Regions from separate parts of the Homo sapiens genome. Here region 2 is linked to region 1. A link is an interaction called in ENCODE POLR2A ChIA-PET data of the cell type or tissue named here. Cell type or tissue: IMR-90. All regions are shown on one strand. Links, peaks and the distances in the headings refer to the core of each region. The heading gives the core; the rest is flanking DNA.

The links. Peaks named below come from ENCODE experiments on the same cell type or tissue, not always from the same donor. Only the 100,000 strongest peaks of a DNase experiment are listed, where the experiment ranks them.
Region 2: POLR2A ChIA-PET joins it to region 1 with 17 read pairs; 4 of 35 experiments call an interaction of 5 or more read pairs at or near these places.

The regions. Positions count from the first base shown.
Region 1 is chr6:4,755,316-4,765,489 of GRCh38, reverse strand. It overlaps a transcript of CDYL not described here. Among named protein-coding and RNA genes, the nearest start is that of CDYL-AS1, 15 kb to the left of the region's middle. In IMR-90, for the core only: no CTCF peak of the experiment used is centred there; a DNase peak (open chromatin) is centred at 9,019.
Region 2 is chr6:4,888,581-4,898,754 of GRCh38, reverse strand. CDYL (chromodomain Y like) reads right to left here. Exons shown (of 7, transcript NM_004824.4): 2 at 6,376-7,042. LOC105374897 (a long non-coding RNA gene) reads right to left here and starts at 6,369. Exons shown (of 2, transcript XR_926412.3): 1 at 1-6,369. In IMR-90, for the core only: no CTCF peak of the experiment used is centred there; no DNase peak of the experiment used is centred there.

The DNA.
Region 1 (10,174 bases), core at 1,052-9,051:
CTGCATCCCACAAGTCTTAATAGTTTGTATTTTTATTATTATTTAGTTGAAAATATGTTATAATTTCCATTGTGGTTTCTTCTTTGAGCCACATGTTATTAGAAAGATATTTTAAAATTTCAAAAAATAAGGATTTTCTAGTTATTTTTATTTGTCTTTTTTTTTTTGAGACGAAGTCTCCCTCTGTCACCAAGGCTGGAGTACAGTGGTGCGATCTCAGCTTACTGCAACCTCTGCCTCCCGGGTTCAAGTGATTCTCATGCCTCAGCCTCCCTAAGTAGCTGGGATTACAAGTGCCCACCACCATGCCTGGCTGATTTTCTGTACTTTAGTAGAGATGGGTTTCGTCACATTGGCCAGGCTGGTTTCAAACCCCTGACCTCAGTTAATCCACCCACCTTGACCTCCCAAAGTGCTGGGATTACAGGCGTGAGCCACCACACCCAGCCAATTTCTGGCTTAATAACATTGTAGTGAAAGAATATAATCTGTAGAATTTCAATCCTTTAAAATTTGTTAACACTTATGTCACAAAATTGCTTAAGTTTTATACATATTTTATGTGGTACTTCAAAAGACTATGTATTTTTTAGTTGTTATGCAGTGTTTTCTCTCTATTATATATATGTGTGTGTGTTTAATTTTGCTGTATTTTACTGTTTATGTTGTTCAAATATTCTATTAGTTACTGGGACAGGTGCATTAAAATATCCCAACATGACTATGAATTTGTCTAAGCCTTTCTGTGTAGTTTTTGCTTTGCATATTTTTAAACTATGTTTCTAGGTACATACAAGTTTAAAATTGTTATAATCTATCTGGTGAAGGAAGCATTTTGTCATTATAAAGACACCAATAATGCTTTTTACATTGTCTACTTTGATATTAAGATACCTACAACTGACTGGGTGCAGTGGCTCACGCCTGTAATCCCAGCACTTTGGGAGGCTGAGGTGGACAGATCATGAGGTCAGGAGCTTGAGACCAGCCTGACCACCATGGTGACACCCCACCTCTACTAAAAATGCAAAAATTAGCCAGGCGTGGGGGTGTGCGCCTGTAATCCCAGCTACTCAGGAGGCTGAGGCAGGAGAATCTTTTGAACCTGGAAGGCAGAGGCTGCAGTGAGCCGAGATCATGCCATTGCACTCCAGCCTGGGCAACAGAGCAAGACTCCATCTCAAAAACAAAAAACAAAAAATGAAAAAAAACCTACAACCAAATTTCTTTTGTGTTTGTATGATAGCTAAATCTTTCTCCAAATGTGTTTTTTAAACTTTCTGGATTCTTAAGTTTTACATGTCTCTTACAATTAACACTTTTATTTTTTAATCCAGTTTGATAATCTTTGTCTTTTAATTGGGATATTTAGTCCATTTACATTTAAAGTAATTACTGGTATGTGTAATTTTGATTCTACGTATAATTCTAGGTATTATTCAATATGTTCTATTTTTCCTACTTGTTCTGTTTCTTTTTCTTTCCTTCATTGATTTGTTCCAGACTGATTGAGAACTTTACAACAAATTTTTCTTTTTTGGGGTTGGGGGATGGAGTCTCACTCTGTTGCCCAGGCTAGAGTGCAGTGGCATGATCTCGGCTCACTGCAACCTCTGCCTCCCGGGTTCAAGTGATTCTCCTGCTTCAGCCTCCTGAGTAGCTGGAACTATAGGCACACGCCACCATGCCCAGCTAATTTTTGTATTTTTAGTAGAGATGAGGTTTCACTATGTTGACAGGGCTGGTCTTGAGTTCCTGATCTCAAGTGATCCGCCCATGTTGGCCTCCCAAAGTGCTGGGACTACAGATGTAAGCCACCGCGCCTGGCCCTACAAAAAAATTATTCTATTATTTTTCTCCTTATTACCTGGAAAGCCATATATTCCTTTAAAATATATACAGTAATAACCCTAAATATTAAGTGTGTCTTTTTCTTAACTAAATGTAATACCAATACTTTTATTTTTTTCCTGGACAAGAAACTTAGAACACTTTACACCATTTATTCCATGTCCTACTGACCCATGTTCCAACACCACTAATTCTATATTCCATCCTTATTGTTGCTTTGTGTTTTAATTCTTCATTTTAATTGCTAAAAATTATTATAATTATTGGCTTATGCAATCAATATTTATTTAGAGTCACCTACATATTTAACTCATTATTTTGTCCTTTGGTTTTTTTGTTTTGTTTTGTTTTTACTGTATCTCCAAGGCTGGATATTTTCCTTCTGCTATAAAAACATCTAATATTTGCTTTAGTTTGTCTAAAAAGTTATTTATTTTACCTTTTTATGGAAGGCTATATCAGCTGGTATAGAATTTCAGTGGCAATTTTCTTACTTTTGCTCAGTGCTTTTAGTATATTTTATAGTCTCCTACTTTCAATTGTTTCCATTGAGAAATCTGCTATATTTTTGCTCCTTTGAAGGTAATCTATCTTTCTTCTCTTGCTATTTTTACCATTTTCTCTTTGTCTTGGGTTTTCAGCAGTTTTACTATGATGTGTTTAGGTATTCGTTTGTGTATTTATCCTGGTTGGGTTTCCTAGGATTTATAGAGTCTTTGAATTATTTTACCAGCTTGCAAAATTTTGTCAGCCATTATCTCTTATTATTGCTGCTACCTCAGTCTCTTCTTCCCTTCTGAGTTTCCAATGAACGTATGTTACAGCTTTTCACTACAGTCCTATGCGTTGTATTATCATTTCTGATTTTTCTATTATTTTGTTTTTCTACTACATTCTGGGTACTTTCTCCTGATCTATCTTTTGGTTTACAAATTCTTGCTTTAATTGTGTCTCATCTGCTCTTAAACCTTTTTTTTTTTTTTTTTTTTTTTTGGTACCCTTTAATCTGGAATATCCTTTTGATTTGTTATTGAGTTTTTGTTGTTGTTGTTCTTGGTTGAAATTCTTAATCTTGTTGGATTTTTTTTTAATCTCTTTGACCTGAATAAGATCATTAGTTTGAAGTCAGTGTGCAAACTCTAACACCTGTAGCCTCTGTAGGTCTGTTTCTATTGTCTGCTGTATCTATTGATATTAGTTCATGTTATTTTACTCCTTGTGTGTCTGATTATTTTTTATTATGTGCCAGATATTGGATCTACAAAATGTAGAAATATATTTGAGGTCTGAGATGATGTTATATTTCTCCAGAGAGGATATGTTTGTTCCTGCCAGCTGCCTAAGTGCTCAAACACTAAAATGTCACCTAAAATCAATTTCATGGCTTGAAAGAATTAAAAGCTAAGCTGTAGTCTCTAGGGGTGCTTACTTCTGAATTACTCTTTTCCTTAAGGTCCTTCAGAGTTTTAATCCAGTGTGAGAAGAGTTCATCCACCAGGACTCCCATCCCTTGATGGAAACTGAGCACCAATCCCTGTCACCTTAGATCTTTGTGGCTTTCAAAATCATAACTCAGCATGTTGTTCTCTCCGCCTTCTGGTCTTGCTCACAGGGGAAAAACATACAGAAACTCCGGGCTCACCTCCATGGGCTTCCAAGCTTCCCCACCCTAGCTCAGTGTTTTTAAACATCTTATTAGTTCTCTACTGCTTTGAATCAGATTCTTAAAATGCTTTTCCCCCAGCTTTCTTAGTTGTCCTTAGCAGGAAGCTCAATCACACTTATTTAGTCTGCCATTACTGGAAATCTGATTTAACCTTTATGACAATTCTATAAAACAGATATTATTTCCATCTTACAGAGAGGAAACAGGTTGAGAATAATGAAAGAATGGGACCAATACAAATACAGCTTATTTTGCTAATTAGAGTAGGTGGTCTTTGGGTATTTGAATACTACCACATAAGTAGTCACCTTTAACAATTCTGGGGAAAGTGGGCCGGGCGTGGTGGCTCATGCCTGTAATCCCAGCACTTTGGGAGGCTGAGGCAGGCAGATCACAAGGTCAAGAGTTCAAGACCAGCCTGGCCAACATGGTGAAACCCTGTCTCTATTAAAAATAGAAAAATTAGCCGGGCGTGGTGGCGGACGCCTGTAATCTCAGCTACTCAGGAGGCTGAGGCAGGAGAATAGATTGAACCCGGGAGGTGGAGTTTGCAGCGAGCCGAGATTGTGCCATTGCACTCCAGCCTGGGTGACAGAGCAAGACTCAGTCTGGGGAAAAAAAAATCATGGGGAAAGTCACTCTCACCAAAAATATTTCTGTGATTGACCCTCTCATGGTACCTTATATTCCTATATTAAATTATCCCTCGAGATACAGCTTTGAAAGGATATGTTTAAAGATCTGTTTAACACATATGTAACTGGAGAGTGCTCAATCTTGGTCTTTATCTGCCGCCAAGAGCTTATCTCAACTGGCTCTCAGGTTGTAGAAATAGTTTTTATGAAGTGTGTACAATAGTTGGGAGCAAAAACAATTTTGCCACAGTTACTTTGAACATTTCTATAAAAGAGAGTCTTAGAGTAATATTATAACATAGTTGGAAATATAGTCAGAAGAGTGGGCTGGATCCTGGAGTTACGTAACACTTTGCATCAAATTGAGAACATGCTAAATTTCCACTACAAGGAATAGGACAAGGACAATAGACTTTATCTACGGGGGTTGGGATGCGGCTGGGAGTTGGGTTGGTTGAGAGAGAATCCCAGAAAAAAAAAAAAATCCCAGAAGGCTCACTGATTTATCTAGTTTTGTTTGTTGGTTTTCTGGCAGTTACTCTTATCTTTGACAGTTCTATCTATATTAAGCCCAGATTTCTCCCTTTCTACTGCAATTGTTTTAACCAAGTATTTTCCTTTCTTGTCAGGCTTCCTCTTGGTCCTTTTATGCCAATTTCCTCATAGCGTAGGTCCAGATTTCTCACTCTGAAGAGCTCTATTTCACATAGACCTTTTTCTAGGCAACAAATTCATGGCTTCTCCTCTGCTTCGGGAAGCCTTCCTCACCTTTCTCTATTCATCACCAACTCCACGAATATTCCTCTAAATGAGGCAAACTCTTTTCTGACCAATCCATGATGAACCAGTGTCTTTAGCATTCAGCACAAAGCCCATCAACTCTCACAGTCCTCTGAAAGCAGCATCAACATTTATTTATTCTTGGGCATACTTTCTACTTGGGTCATCATTTTTTTTTTTTTTTTGTATTGCTGTGCTATTCCTTGGGTATGTTTGAATGCATAACTACTCTTTGCTTTCAAGGGGGAGCTCCAAAGGGTGTCTTAAACAACAGTGCTTCGACCCTCTAAGCTCCCAGGATACAGGGAGTCAGCAACAATGATGAGGTCAAAATGCCATCCACTTTGGACTGGGGCATTCCTGCTATAAATATTTATGGAACACTGAGCTGAGGGATGTTCTTTCCAAAGTATAAGAGGATGTGGCTGTAACTCACTGAGGTCAGTTCATGGAGATAAAGGATTGTTTCAACCCCAGGTTGATGGACTAGCCTTAGCAGAAAAAAACAACAGACTTGCTTTTGAGAATAGGGGTAAAATGAAACTAATCTCTTCAAGGAAAATTACTGTAAAAGTCCTATAATTTCTTTTGTTTTTCTTTTTTCTTTCTTTCTTTTCTTTTCTTTCTTCTTCTTTTTTTTTTTTTTTTTTTTTTTTTTTTTTTTTTTTTTTTTTTTTTGAGATGGAGTTTCTCTCTTGTTGCCCAGGCTGGAGTGCAATGGCGTGATCTCGGCTCACTGCAACCTCCACCTCCTGGGTTCAAGCGATTCTCCTGCCTCAGCCTCCTGAGTAGCTGGGATTACAGGCACACACCCCCACGCCCGGCTAATTTTTGCATTTTAAGTAGAGACGAGGATTCACCATGGCCAGGCGGGTCTTGAACTCCTGACCTCAGGTGATCCACCCACCTCGGCCTCCCAGAGTGATGGAATTACAGGTGTGAGCCACTGCACCCACCAAGTCCTACAATTTCTAAAATGAGAAGATCAATGGGCTCTTTTAATTTAAGCACTAGGATCTACAAAGTTGCTAAAACTCAAAAGTTGGAAACAATTTTAATGTCTGATAGATAATCAGGACTAAGCAAATTATGGTATATCTGTATAGTAAAATATTATGTGGGCCTTAAAATTGACATTTTATATGATTTTAAATAAGATGGAAAGTGAATCTGTTTTAATATTAAGGTAAAGAATCTGAATAAAATGCACAAAGTCTCTTTGGAAAGATACACATATGAAAACTTTTAACAACTGTATTAATTTTGGTTAGGAAGAAAACTGTGTGATTGGCCGGGCGCGGTGGCTCACGCCTGTAATCCTAGCACTTTGGGAGGCTGAGGCGCGTGGATCACAAGGTCAGGAGATCGAGACCATCCTGGGTAACACGGTGAAACCCCATCTCTACTAAAAATACAAAAAAATTAGCCAGGTGTGGTGGCAGGCACCTGCAGTCCCAGCTACTCGGGAGGCTGAGGCAGGAGAATGGCGTGAACCCGGGGAGGCAGAGTTTGCAGTGAGCCGAGATCGTGCCACTGCACTCCAGCCTGGGAGACAGAACGAGACTCCATCTCAAAAAAAAAAAAAAAAAGAAAAAGAAAACTGGGTGATTGAGGTAGAAAGATCAGAAAGAGCCTCTTCACTCTATGTCTGTTTATTCTTTCCAAGCTTTAAAATATGTAAATATATTACATATTTTAAAGAAATTAAAATAAATACGTAAAATGAAGAATCAGGAAATATGTAGTATAGTTTCAACCGTACAAAAATATACATCGAAAAATATGTAGCAGGAACTATGTTAAAGTGTCAATTGTGACTTTTCTCTAGAATTATAGGGTTTTTATTCCTTCCTCTTATATTTTCCAGAATCTTCAGGTACACAAAGTGTTTTTTTGAGACAGAGTCTCTCTCTGTTGCCCAGACTGGAGTGCAGTGGCATGATCTCGGCTCACGGCAACCTCTGCCTCACGGGTTCAAGCGATTCTCGTGCCTCAGCCTCCCAAGTAGCTGGGTTTACAGGTGTTTGTCACCACTCTCAGCTAATTTCTTTTGTATTTTTAGTAGAGATGGGTTTTGTCACTTTGGCCAGGCTGGTCTCGAATTCCTGACCTCAAGTGATCCACCCGTCTCTGCCTCCCAAAGTGCTGGGATTACAGATGTGAGCCACCGTGCTGGCCACAAAGAGATATATATATATATATATATTTATTTATTTTCAAGACATGAGTCTTGTTCTGTCACCCACGCTGGAGTGCAGTGGCGTAATCTTAGCTCACTGCAACCTCTGCCTCCTGGGTTCAAGTGATTCTCCTACTTCAGCCTCCCAATTAACTGGGACTACAGGCATGAGCCACCACATCCTGCTATTTTTGTATTTTTAGTAGAGACAGGATTTCACCATATTGGCCAGGCTGGTCTCGAACTCCTGACCTCAAATGATCCACCTGCCTCAGCCTCCCAAAGTGCTGGGATTACAAGTGTGAGCCACTGCACCAGGCCACAAAGATATTTTTAATAAAAGTTAATTTTGTTTGAAAATAAGTAGAAAAAAATGAAATTAACAAATTAGGAAACTTGTTTTTAAAAAATTTTTACAGATGTATAGTTTATCATCCAGTTTCTTTCATTTAGTGATAAAGCCATCTTTTGGGAGGATTTTAATAAGTTTATTTACTTATTTTTATTTGACATGATGTTTCACTATGTTGCCCAGGCTGGTCTACAACTCCTAGGCTCAAGTAATCCTCCTGCCTCGGCCTCCCACAGTGCTGGGATTACAGGCATGAACTACCACACCTGGCTTAATAAAATTATTTTTAGCAAATAAAATTTACACAATGCCTTTTCTTCAAAAGTTATACGAAAAATAGAGTTTTCTTTTCATTTGTAGAAAAGACAGTTTTTCACTTAAATAATGAGGCATATTCTGCATTGAGAGTTAATAGAGTTGAATTCTCATATTGGGTCTGCAGTAGTAAGTTACATGATCTCGGACAAATAATTTAACTTCTGTAAGTCAAATAATTCTCAACTCTAAAACAAAGAGCTTGGGCTAGATTATGGTTTCCAAGCATTTGAGGTAATATGGATCTGTGACATTTTCAAAGCTATTGTGGAAATGAACATCAGTTTGCTAACTTGGTTTTGTTAAGAAAAGCCATGATAGAAATAACAAAAACCACAGCTACTGTCCTCTACCATGTATCATGACCATTGTTTTATAAAGCAAAGAAATGTTAACCCACACAAAAAGTAGGAGAGTCATAATTGCAAAATACAGAATAATCCTAACAATTGCATTACTTAGTTTAACCAAAAAACTCATTATAATAATGTTTTTCTCATTTTCTTGCAGACCTGTGTTTGGGCATCATTGGTTTAGATGACAACTATTTCAACACTAAAGTTATATTTCTAAATACAGAAATATCCAACAAACTTTTAAAAAATAGTTGGAGTTTATATTCTGTATATTTATTCATGTCAATCAGTTATAGGTACAATGGTGACTCATACCAATCACTTATGCTCACACAAGACTTGAAAAGACAGTGATACCCTTCAGTCATCAAATAACCACAATAGTTTTGCTTTTCAGTATACATGGATGGCAGGGATTGGCCTAAATTCTCTTGTAATAAGCTATGAACATCACAATAAGCTATAAGGTGACAAAAGTAACCCATATTATTAAAAAATTTGAACTTGACTGAATTCACACAGCTGATTGGATTGGAATTCATATATTCTTAATTTCAAAACCCATGTTCTTTTTATTATACCCTGTTGCCTCTATCAAAGTAATTTGCTTTCTTTGAATACTATATTGTTTGTAGAATGATTTACATGTAAACTCATTTCAAACATCTGAGAGATGTAGAAGATGGTTGTAATTCATTTTGCCCTCTAGGAATTTTAAAATCTGACCAAGGAGGCAAGATACACACACACACACACACACACACACACACACACATACACACGATAATTTTAATTACTACAATTACTACACAGGGCAACATATGCTTCTGCTGAATGAGTAACACAAATAATAAATACAGTAGGTAAACTTTAGAGGAAAGTAAAAACCACAGAGCCAACTCAGAGACTTGAGTTGGACATTTTAAGGGAAAGAGGTGGGAGGATATTTATTTTGAGAGGCAAGGCTGAGTGAGCAAAGTTTAGAAGGCAGAAAGTAAAATGCCTATTCCAAGCAGTGTGAAGAGAGCAAAAGAGTGGAGTGAATTTTATCAGCTATTGGAAAAGTAGGTTGGAGTCGAAATGTGGAAAGCTTAGACTGTCAGGGAAAGGACCTTAAGACATTGTATCAGCTGAAGGCTTCTGGTCAACTAGAGGACAGGGCAACTGCTGCCTTCTGAAAGGTTGTTCAGTGGCCATTCAGGGGAGGAGAATGTGCAAGGAGCTAAAAGCAGAAAGAGAGGGCAGAGATTTATTGGAGACCTTAATGGGTAAGTGTGTGAACTAGAGGAAGGAAGAAAGGAAAATCAGGACGAGGCAATATTACAGGACTTACAGATGGATTTGACAGGAGAAATAATAAGGAGGAGGGAAAAACCTTCACAATTTCAAGTTTCCATATGAAGGAGAATTACGGTACCATAGGCAAAAATAGGCATACAAGAAGAAAGTTTGTTACAGAGAAAATAAAAATAATTTAATTTTAGATATAATTTTTGGGAGACCACTTAACATGACACTTGAGTTCAAGTTTTGCAGTATACTTGCTGTGAGACAAGTATACTTTCTTTACCTCTCTTATTTCCAATTTCCTAATAGGTAAAGTGAAGGTGGTAAAACTCACCTATAAGATGGTTCAGAGGATTAAGTGAGATTTGTTTTTAAAGCAGCCGTTGTAGTATGTAGTATATAATTGATAAAAGTTTTCTTGTTATTGCTAAGTCTTTTGATGCCACTAACATGAAATGAACAGTAATGATTAATAGTTGACACAATGAATTTGAGGTGACAGTAGAAGTATCCAGTGGGTAATCTAAGAAGTTGGAACTCAAGTGATATTCAGGTCCCAGAGTCATCTGTTAAGAATGATAGTTGATACTTTAAGAAGGTTTAGTTATCCTAGGTCAGCATGAAGGAAGAAATGCTGAATTTGGGGAATCACACAATTAGGGGTGTGAAGAGGAAGAAATGTTTAACAAGGCAAAGGTGGTCGGGCGTGGTGGCTCACGCCTGTAATCCCAGCACTTTGGGAGGCCGAGGCAG
Region 2 (10,174 bases), core at 1,287-9,286, 130 kb before region 1:
TCCAGCTGGACAAGAGCATCTTCTCTACGGGCTCTATGCCTGAAACTCTGCACTAGAATCCTTAAGCACACGCAGGTTTGCGGACCACTATGCTCACTCTGAGGAACTGAGGAACCCACCTGCTGCTGGGCATCACATCATTCTGCCTGAGGATACCTATTAAATGCTTAGAAAGGAGGGAGGCTGTGCATCTACATGTCTCAAAGGACTACTCCCCTCTCGTTTGATTTCTAGCTTCTGGACCCTTTCCTTGTGTAAGTGGGTTTGCTCTTGAAAAGAATAAGCAAGATAACACATGTGGAAGCCTCTAGCATGGACCCACTATACAGGACATGTCAATCATTTGTGGGGTTTCAAACTGAAATCTTTCTTGATCAAACCCTCAAACACACTTCTAATTGCCTGTTTGCTGTAACTTGACTTCAAATGTCTTCTCTTTTCAAGTGGAGGTTTCCTGCTGTGGCCCCAGGGAATAGCTGCTACCTCTGGGCGCTGGTCTGGGCACTGCTGCCTTTTCGTTTTTTTTTCTTTTTGAGACAGGGTCTTGCTCTGTGGAATAGGCTGGAGTGTAGTGGTGCAACCATAGCTCACTGTAGCCTTGATTTACTGGGCTCAAGCAATCCTCCCACCTCAGCCTCTTAAGTAGCTGGGACTACAGGGGGCATGTAGTCACCATGCCTGGATTTTTTTTTTGGTGGAGACGCAGTCTTGCTCAATTGCCCAGGCTGGAGTGCAGTGGCGTGATCTCGGCTCACAGCAACCTCTTGCCTCCTGGGTTCACGCCTTTCTCCTGCCTCAGCCTCCCGAGTAGCTGGGACTACAGGCACCTGCCACCACGCCTGGCTAATTTTTTTTGTATTTTTAGTAGAGACAGGGTTTCACTGTTAGCCAGGATGGTCTTGATCTCCTGACCTCATGATCCGCCCGCCTTGGCCTCATGCCTGGATAATTTAAAAAAAAAAAACAAAAACCTTCAAAACCTAGGAAAATAGTTATTTTTATGAAGATGGGGTCCTTACTATGTTGCCCAGGCTGGTCTCAAACTCCTGGCCTCAAGCTATCCTCCAGCTTCAGCTTCCCAAAGCGCTGGGATTACAAGTGTGAGCCACCACACCTGGCCTGGTCTCCTGATTTGTTAATCTTCCCTGGGGTTAAGTTCTAATTTCTGAGACTAAATCATAAAAGGCCCTAGAAAGCCCTGGGGCTTCTTCCTAGAGGGCAGCTGTGCCTCTTATACTTCCCTGATAATCACAGAGGAAAGGGAGATGGATCATCTACTCATATTCTTACTGAGAGGAAATCACACTCCAGCTCCTCAGAAGCAGCCAGGTTTTCCTCAACACTTTCTCTTAGGAGTTTCCTTTGGTTGAAATGCTCATGAAATGCAAGGTGTGCTAAGGTATTAATATTTCCTCAGTCATTTTCCTACTAGGTCTGTTGGCTTCAATATGAAATCCAAAAGCCAACCCTATGTCACAACACTGATAAGGTTTACACCTATTTGTTTTAAGTTTGCTAATAGCATTTTCTGAAATTTCATACTTACGGAATGATGATGAATTATATGTTTGAATCCATGAAAGGACAAAGTTACGATAATCCAGTTTTTAAAAGCAATTACTTCTTTTGTAGGATTAATTCATTAGGGAATTAAAAGAGCAAGAAATTACCATTAAACATTGATAGAGAGAAAGAAGACAGCTAGCTGCATCACCTAAATTTTAGAATTTCTCACATTTCTGAGTGAAATAATATATTCATTTAAGCCTTTGCGTCATACTTAAAATAATTAAAAAGCAAACACATATATGGTTATTCTATAAAAGTGAGTGTGTGTGAAAATACTCCAGAAACATTCATTCTTTGGGTTCACAGATATTCAAATATCTGTGGTTTTTGGTGGCAAAAATATTCCTTCAGTATATGATTAATGTTTTGAATGATGGTTCGTTTCCCAATGACTCCACCAGTATCTACTTCAATTAGTTTTAGAAAAACAAATCAGTTTCTTTACGTAGCTCTAAAATTAGTCTAGAAAGTAAAAACAAACAATGGCTTAAAAAGTGTCTGAGTGTGGACCAACAGCCTAACAGAGCTTCAGCGCGGCTTCTCCTCATTCAGGAAGCATGTGCCAGAGGGCGAACGAGGGCTTTCTGGAATGTCTGTGTTTCTGGCCATATATGTTGTTATTTCAATAGCATTTCTCCCCTCCTGCTCTCCTTCCCTCCTCTCTGAGCAAAAGACCCAGGCCACAAATGACTCCTTACAACAACCCTTGTCTTCCATGCGCACCCATTCTACTGGAATCACTCCATCCACAAGTACTTGCAGAGCACCGACTACACGGCAGGCACCATTCTGGGCACAGTTCGATTTAGTCTGGAAAAACAAAATGCTTTCTTGGAGCTTACGATCTAGCAGAGTATAACAAAGCTCTTCTCTGCACAGGTACCAGGGCAGCGACAGAACTGACCCTCCCAAATCCACAGGAGGCCTGCTGTCAGGGGCTCCACCAGCTTTGCAGTTGCTTTTCTTCCAGAAAGACTTCCTCCTCGTTAATCTGCAAGCCTGATTTAGATCAAGGCCGCAGGGGATGTCATTCACCACTGTCCTAAAAATGCTCCCTAACAGCTTCTATTTTCCTCTAACTAGTGATTATATTCTCAGCAGTATACAGGGGTCAGGGCTGATCTGACCAGCGCCCAGGCAGAAGTGAGAGAGGGGTAGAGATCATAGCTTTGGAGAAAAATGATGGTGAGGGCCTTGGAAAAATACTGTCATTCCCAACCCAACCTCCCAACTCCGCACAACAAGGTAAAATAATTTAAGATTCTATGCTTACACATCCCTTTTGGTTTAACCAATGCCACATGTGTGGATGGATGTTTTTTAGAAAGGAAGTCACTAAATCCTCATTTAAATGGAAGCTATTATTATCTTCCTTATATAAGAAATATAAAGGAATGAAGGTTCTTGTTGCGAATTGTTTCACATGTGGTGAAAGCGCAATGTGGATCTGGCGAGGGCTGCAGTTCATTTTGAAAGAACTAACACACGAGAGGGAACCAGCAAGATCGCATTGGAGGTGGTCTCCAACCAAAACTGGACGTGCGGGTTAAGGACTAGAGCTCTTAACCTTGTTGGCTCGAAGTTTTGAAAATCAAGGGTTCTCAAAACAAAAAATGTGTGTATATATATACACACACACATATACACATATATGTATACATGTATATATACATATATACGTATATATGTATACATGTATATATACATATATACGTATATATGTATACATGTATATATGCATATATACGTATACATGTATACATGCATATATACGTATACATGTATACATGCATATATGCACATATATACATACATGCATATATGCACATATATACATACATGCATATATGCACATATATACATACATGCATATATGCACATATATACATACATGCATATATGCACATATATACATACATGTATACATGCACATATATACACATCTGTACATATATGTATCTATACACATATGTACATATATACTCATGTATACATATATACACATATATACATACACATATGTACATGTATGTGTATAGATACATATACACACATGCACATATATATGCATATAGATACATATACACACATGTACATATATGTGCATATAGATACATATATACCCATATGTACATGTGTATATAGATACATATATACACATACATACATATATGTATAAACATACACACAAGTATACACATATGCATACACATATACACATACGTATATATACACATGCATACACATATACACACATACATATGTGTATATATACACACGTACGTGTGTATATATACACACACATACACATGTGTGTATATACACATATACACACACACACACACACACACGACTTTTGTGGACAAAAAAGGGGGCTCACAGATCTATGGCCTCCTAAGAGCAGAGATCAGGTATCCTCTCTGTAAAGAGCCAAGTAGGTCAGATGCAGTGGCTCACGCCTGTAATCCAGCATTTTGGGAGGCCAAGGCAGGTGGATCACTTGAGGTCAGGAGTTTGAGACCAGCCTGGCCAACGTGGTGAAACCCTGTCTCTACTAAAAATACAAAAATTAGCCGGGATTGGTGGTGGAAGTAAATGAATGGATAGCTCCATTCATTCATAGTAATGGATGGTTAGCTGTGTTCCAAGAAAACTTTATGTGTGAACACAGAAATCTTAATTTCTTATATTTTCACGTTAGTAAATATTCCTCCCGATTTTTTTCTTTTTCCAAAATCAGGAAATGTAAAATCCATTCTGAGCTTGCAGGTCATACAAAACCAGGAGCAGGGCAGGGCCAAGCCCACGGACTATAGCTCATCAGTCCTTTTTGGTAGCACTACAGTCCAGCACCGTGCCTGGCCCCCAAGTCATCAATGAAGACGGAGGTGCTTATCTGTCCAGGAGGCAACAAGCAATGCTGGGAAGAACGCCAGGGAGGCACTAAGGCACGCGCTCTGGTTCCCCTTCTGGCTTCGGTTCTCTCCATGAACATCATCTTCTCTCTGGACTCGACTTCCCTAACTGCAAAATAGAGCGTGCTATTAAGTGAGTCCCTTCTACCTCTGAACTTCTCTGATCCCTCACATACAACTAAGTAAGAGAAAACTGTATCCATGAGGTCAAACAATATAGGAAGTCAAACCTGCAAACAAGTTCACAAGCTCCAATGAAGCCGGAAAAGGCACCGTTTGGGTCAAGTGTGTATCTGAAAAACATTGGCAAGATGGCAATTTCCTGTCAAAGGGAGACCCCAGATTTCAGTTCATATTCCACTTTTTTGCTACACAAGGGCCTGGGCCGAGGAGAAAACCTGTTGAATGCACCAAAGCAGGACGGTTAGAATGTCTTAGTGAACACTTCGCTTTAGAGGAAAGTAGCTCCCCAAACAAACCAACACCATTGTATTTTGTTTGCTATTATTCTACTGAGCTTGGGTTGGAGGAGACACACACAGGTAAAGAGACGGAGTCTCTTTTTTTTTTTTTTTTGGGAGACGGAGTCTCACTCTGTCACCCTGGCTGGAGTGCAATGGCACCATCTCGGCTCACTGCAACCTCTGCTTCCTGGGTTCAAGCGATTCTTGTGCCTCACCCTCCTGAGCAGCCGGGATTACAGGTGCGCGCCACCGCGCCTGGCTAATTTTTGTATTTTTAGTAGAGACGGGGTTTCACCATGTTGGCCAGGCTGGTCTCGAACTCCTGACCTCAAGCGATCTGCCCTCCTCGGCCTCCCAAAGTGTTGAGACTACAGGCATGAGCCACCACGCCCGGCTAAAGAGACAATTTTAAGACTACAACTCAGAAGGGAGAGAGAGGAGAGGGCCAGGTGGTGGGGGCCCCTGAGCAGATGGAGAGGAAGGGACCACGTGCGGCCCTGGTGCTGACAGAGAGAGCGAGCCAGAGGGCAGCGGAGCGCCAGGTCGCAGACACACAGGGCACACCTGCTACTGAAGGCAATGGGGTGGGGGCACCAGTGGACACCACCCTCGTCCAAGAATGACTGAAAAGGGATGGGAGCTGTCAGAAGGCAGGAAGCAGGAAGCCCTATTAGAAAGCTCCAGCAGGTGAGAAGTCATGAGGCCTCGTAAGAGAAAACTGTGGCCGGCACAGTGTGGCAAGTGAGGAGAAGGAAGCCACCCATGTGAACTCCCAGTTGTGCTGTCCTGGGAGATGGACAGGTCATGGCACAACCAAGGCAGCTGCAGAACCCAGGAGCGGGGCTGGGGATGAGAGTAAAACAGAGGACACCACCGGTGCCAGGCAGACTGGGCTCTGACGGGGGAAGCAATGGCACCTGCACTGCCGATCACAACAGAGAAACGAGCCCGGCTCCCAAAGGCTCTGCTGGGTTAGCAACGCTCCCACTGAAAGGCATTCCTGGGTATTCACACAGATGAGCAAAATAAGAACCTGCACTTCTGTATCAATGCTGGCCACACTTAGAAGAAAACGCTTAACACGAGACAAGACTCAGCACTTCAGAGGTGAAGAAAGGTAGACAGCTTCAGAAACTTGCTGTAAAAACTTATCACCTAATAACCTAGTTAGAGGGAGATACTGTTTAAAGCAAGTCAGTGTGGTAGCACAGTCTGTGGATGGCGAATTACACAGAAAAAACTAGTTGCCGAATTAAGAGAAATATCAAAGGCTTCCAGCGAAGAAAGGAGAAGGCGAAATCTCTGCAAGGCTCCAGCAGATGCCGTGAGAAGCCCCGGACTCTGCCCAGCTCAAGGCCTGATCTCTAGAGAAGGACCCGAGCCCTCTGGGATCACCACGGAGCCTGAGCAGCTCCCTAGACACTCACCTTTCCCGTTAACAGCTAAGCCTGTGGCCATGGCTGCAGTCACAGGGCCGGGCACCTGAGGCACTAGTGGGTGTATCCTGGGCCTGCTCCCCATCCTGGCCCTCTCGGCACCGGGGCCCAATAAAGCTCCGACCGGCTTTTCCGCTGCCACTTCGGGTGCCACTGTGTCCTCCTGACCCTGCTCGACGGGGTCCAGTTTCTCAGGGCTCTCGCTCTGAAAGCCGTCCACTGCGGTCCTGCTCTTAACGGGGCTTTTAGGCACGAGGATCTTGATACCTGACTTCGCTAGGTCCATGTTCTTCCGGCTGGAGAGAGATGGAGCTGTGTTCTTCCTGAACTTCTGGCTGGCAGCAAACAGCTGGCTGTTTTTGGATTCGTGGTCTTTCCCAATCACGAGTGCCTTAGGAGAGGTCTTAGAAAAGTTGCTGTTGGTGGATCTGGAGATTTGTTTCCTAGCATTGTTGGGAGAGGTCCTGTTTGTTCTGGTCAATGTGCTCTCCTTCTGCTTCTCCGTGTGGCGTCTGTTGAAGTCGTGGATGTATTCCTCACAGTTCACGAGGTGCTGTTCCGGCTCCCAAGTGTCGTCCTCGCTGTCATAGCCTTTCCACCGAACCAAATACTCTGTCTTCCCTTTTTTATTTTTCCTTTTGTCAACAATCCTTTCAACCTGTTCATAAAAGGAAAAAAATAGTTTTAAAAAAATCAAAATTTGGGGGGAAAAGTGCAAGTTTCATTAGGAAACATCAAAAATAGCAAAAACCACAATAGATGATAAAATGATCTCTTCTGCAACCTCAATAAAATAGTAATAGGCCATTTGGGTTGTGGACAATTTCCCTGAAAGTAAGTCAAACAAGATGCTAAATTTTTATGCTGAGAACGTGTGGATATGCATTAGGTGACTTATGTTTCTTGTGACTGAAAGGGGCTCTCTGCTATTTCTGTGTTGAAGCCTGACCACCGAGTTGGTTTCCACACTCATGGCTGGAGCAGCTCGAGGCATCTGCAGCTGTGCCTGGTCATCCCAGGGTTCCAGCAGCGGGCACCCAGGCAACAGCCTGGAGTGGTGACAGCAATGAGCTACAAGGCGCTGAGAACCTTCTGTGGTGTGAAACTGCCATCAAAGAAACATATGATCTGTATCACAAGTATCATTCAGAAGCACTCAATTAAAACTAAAAAGGTCAACAGAGAACATCATACTTGATTGTAATAAAACAGTCTAGAGCGATCAGGTTATTTTCAAATCTTGGTTTTAATTAATTTTACACTAACATCTTTCAATGGAGATGCTGTTAATCATTGAAATGGATGACCAATACATTTTGGATCAAATTTATCAATTCACACAACCCTGCCTTGTAAGCACGTTTTATCACCGTGACAAATTCTACTACCTTAACATCTGAAGCGTAAATGGAAGAGAGATCTTCCGCTACTCACATGAACGAGAGTTATGTGACACAGTGCCTCCATACGTTACTGAAGAAATACCTAGAATCTGTTATTACATCTGCAGTTACTATAAAAGCATCAGCTTGCATCCTGGGGGCAGCATGTGACTCTGTATCTTGTGGGCAGAGGCCTACAGCCACGGAGTGGCTCTTTAATTAAGAACGCAAAGGTCTGCACCTATCAATTATTAAGAACGTCAGTACATTTCTGGCAGTTAGAGGTAGGTCAGGCGAAACTGTGGCATGCCTGGTTCTCTAACATCCCCAAATACTCGAGCCTAATGAGTAGAAGTGCTGATGATCGTAGAGAACGGGAGAATACCCCATCCCCATCATTTTCTCTGCTCTCAAAGAAATAAAAAACTCTCCAGTATATCTACTTGAGATATAGAAAACTGAAGCCCTTAACTACTGAACAGCCTAAAATTAAATACATATTATTGCTTCTGAGAAAAAAGGATTAGGAACAGCAAGACCTTAGCTCATCACAGGGCCGATTTCACGTCTGACAGATCTCCACAGAGTCAGAATTAACGTCAGGTCACCAAGGGCGAGTCCACGCGGTCCGTATCATAGCAGGGAAAGCTCTTGAAAGCGATTTTTCCCTTGCTCCTTCACTTGTGAATAGTTGTGTATGAGGGTGTATTTCAATTTAAGTAAAAGACATATTTCTGGAAAAGTCCACATAGATGACGTTTTTGCAGAAATAGTTTAAGAGTTTTAAAAGAAAAGGGGCAATGAGATTATGTCTTGTAGGAAAGCTATGTTTAATGTTCCCCCTGCCTCCTGCCCAACCCACCTTAAATCAATGTCCACTCCAGAAGCGGGCAGTATACTAAACCAGAGTATTCCCGTTTGCTTTCCTCTGTTTCCTTAGAGCCGAGGCAGGAGCCTGGTGGAGCACACTGCTTTTGTTTCCCCTCCCTCCTTAACCATGTACCACTGGTTCCCCCAGGGCCAGCATCCCTGGGGACCTGCTGCTGCCAGGCCCCAGGCAGATCCTGTCCCTCCCTCCTCAGGAAATTGAGCAAAGAGGAAGAGCAACAGTAGCCTCCGCAGCTAACGGTAGGTGTGTGCTCCGTTTTTAGGCATACTCAGTGGCCAGACTGAGTATACATAAGGAAGTCATAGTGGACACATTAGACCAGGAGTTGGCAAACTTTACATAAACTGCCAAAGAGTAAATGTTTTAGGCTTATGGGTCATCTGGTCTCCCAATCACTTAACCCTGTTCTTATAGCAAGGAAGTAGCGAGACACAATATGTAATGAATGAAATGGCATTAAACAAAGACAAAAACAAAAAAACCCTCTATCTATGGACACTAAAATTTGAATTTTATAACTCACACATCATAAAATATTATTATTCTTTTGATCTTTTCCAGCTAGTAAAAAAATGTGGGCCGGGCACGGTGGCTCACGCCTGTAATTCCAGCACTTTGGGAGGCCAAGGCGGGCGGATCACGAGGTCAGGAGTTTGAGACCAGCCTGGACAACATGGTGAAACCCCGTCTCTACTAAAAATACACAAAATTAGCTGGGCATGGTGGTGCACACCTGTAGTCCCAGCTACTCAGGAGGCTGAAGCAGGAGAATTGCTTGAACCAGGAGGTGGAGGTTGCGGTGAGCCAAGATCGAGCCACTGCACTCCAGCCTGGGCGACAGTGCAAGACTCCGTCTCAAAAAAAAGAAAAAAAAAAAGGTATGAAAACCATTCTTTGAGTTAACCGGCAGGCAGCCATAGCTTGAGATCTCAGCATCAGACTGTGAAGGAGCAATAAGACATCCAGGGGCAGGCAAACTGCTCCATTAATTATTGTGATGGAAACATTATGCAAGTCTGACAAGGAGATAACTCTGCACCCAACAACAGCAGAATATACATTCTTCTCAAGCACACACAGGATACTCGCCAGCACAGACCATATGCTAAGTCTTAAGATAAGCTCAGTACATTTAAAAGGATTGCAATCATGCAAGTTCTATCTCCAAATGGGGATGATACTGAAAATAACAAAGAAGTTGGGAAAATTCATAAATATGCAGAAATTAACCCATGCTAAATAATCAATGGGCCACCTCCCCCCAAAATGTCTCAAGAGAAGTTGGAAACCACAACATACCAAAACTTATGGAATACAGCAAAAGCAGTGATGGGAGGGAAATTTCTACCAGTGAACACCTACACTAAAAAGAAGAAAGACCTCAAATCAATAACCTAACCCTTTATCTTAGGACACTGGCAAAAAAGGAAACTAAACCCAAGGCAAGCAGGAGAAAAGAAACAATTTAGAACTTAATAAACTGAAAAGCAATATTTTAAAAGCAACACAACCAAAAGTT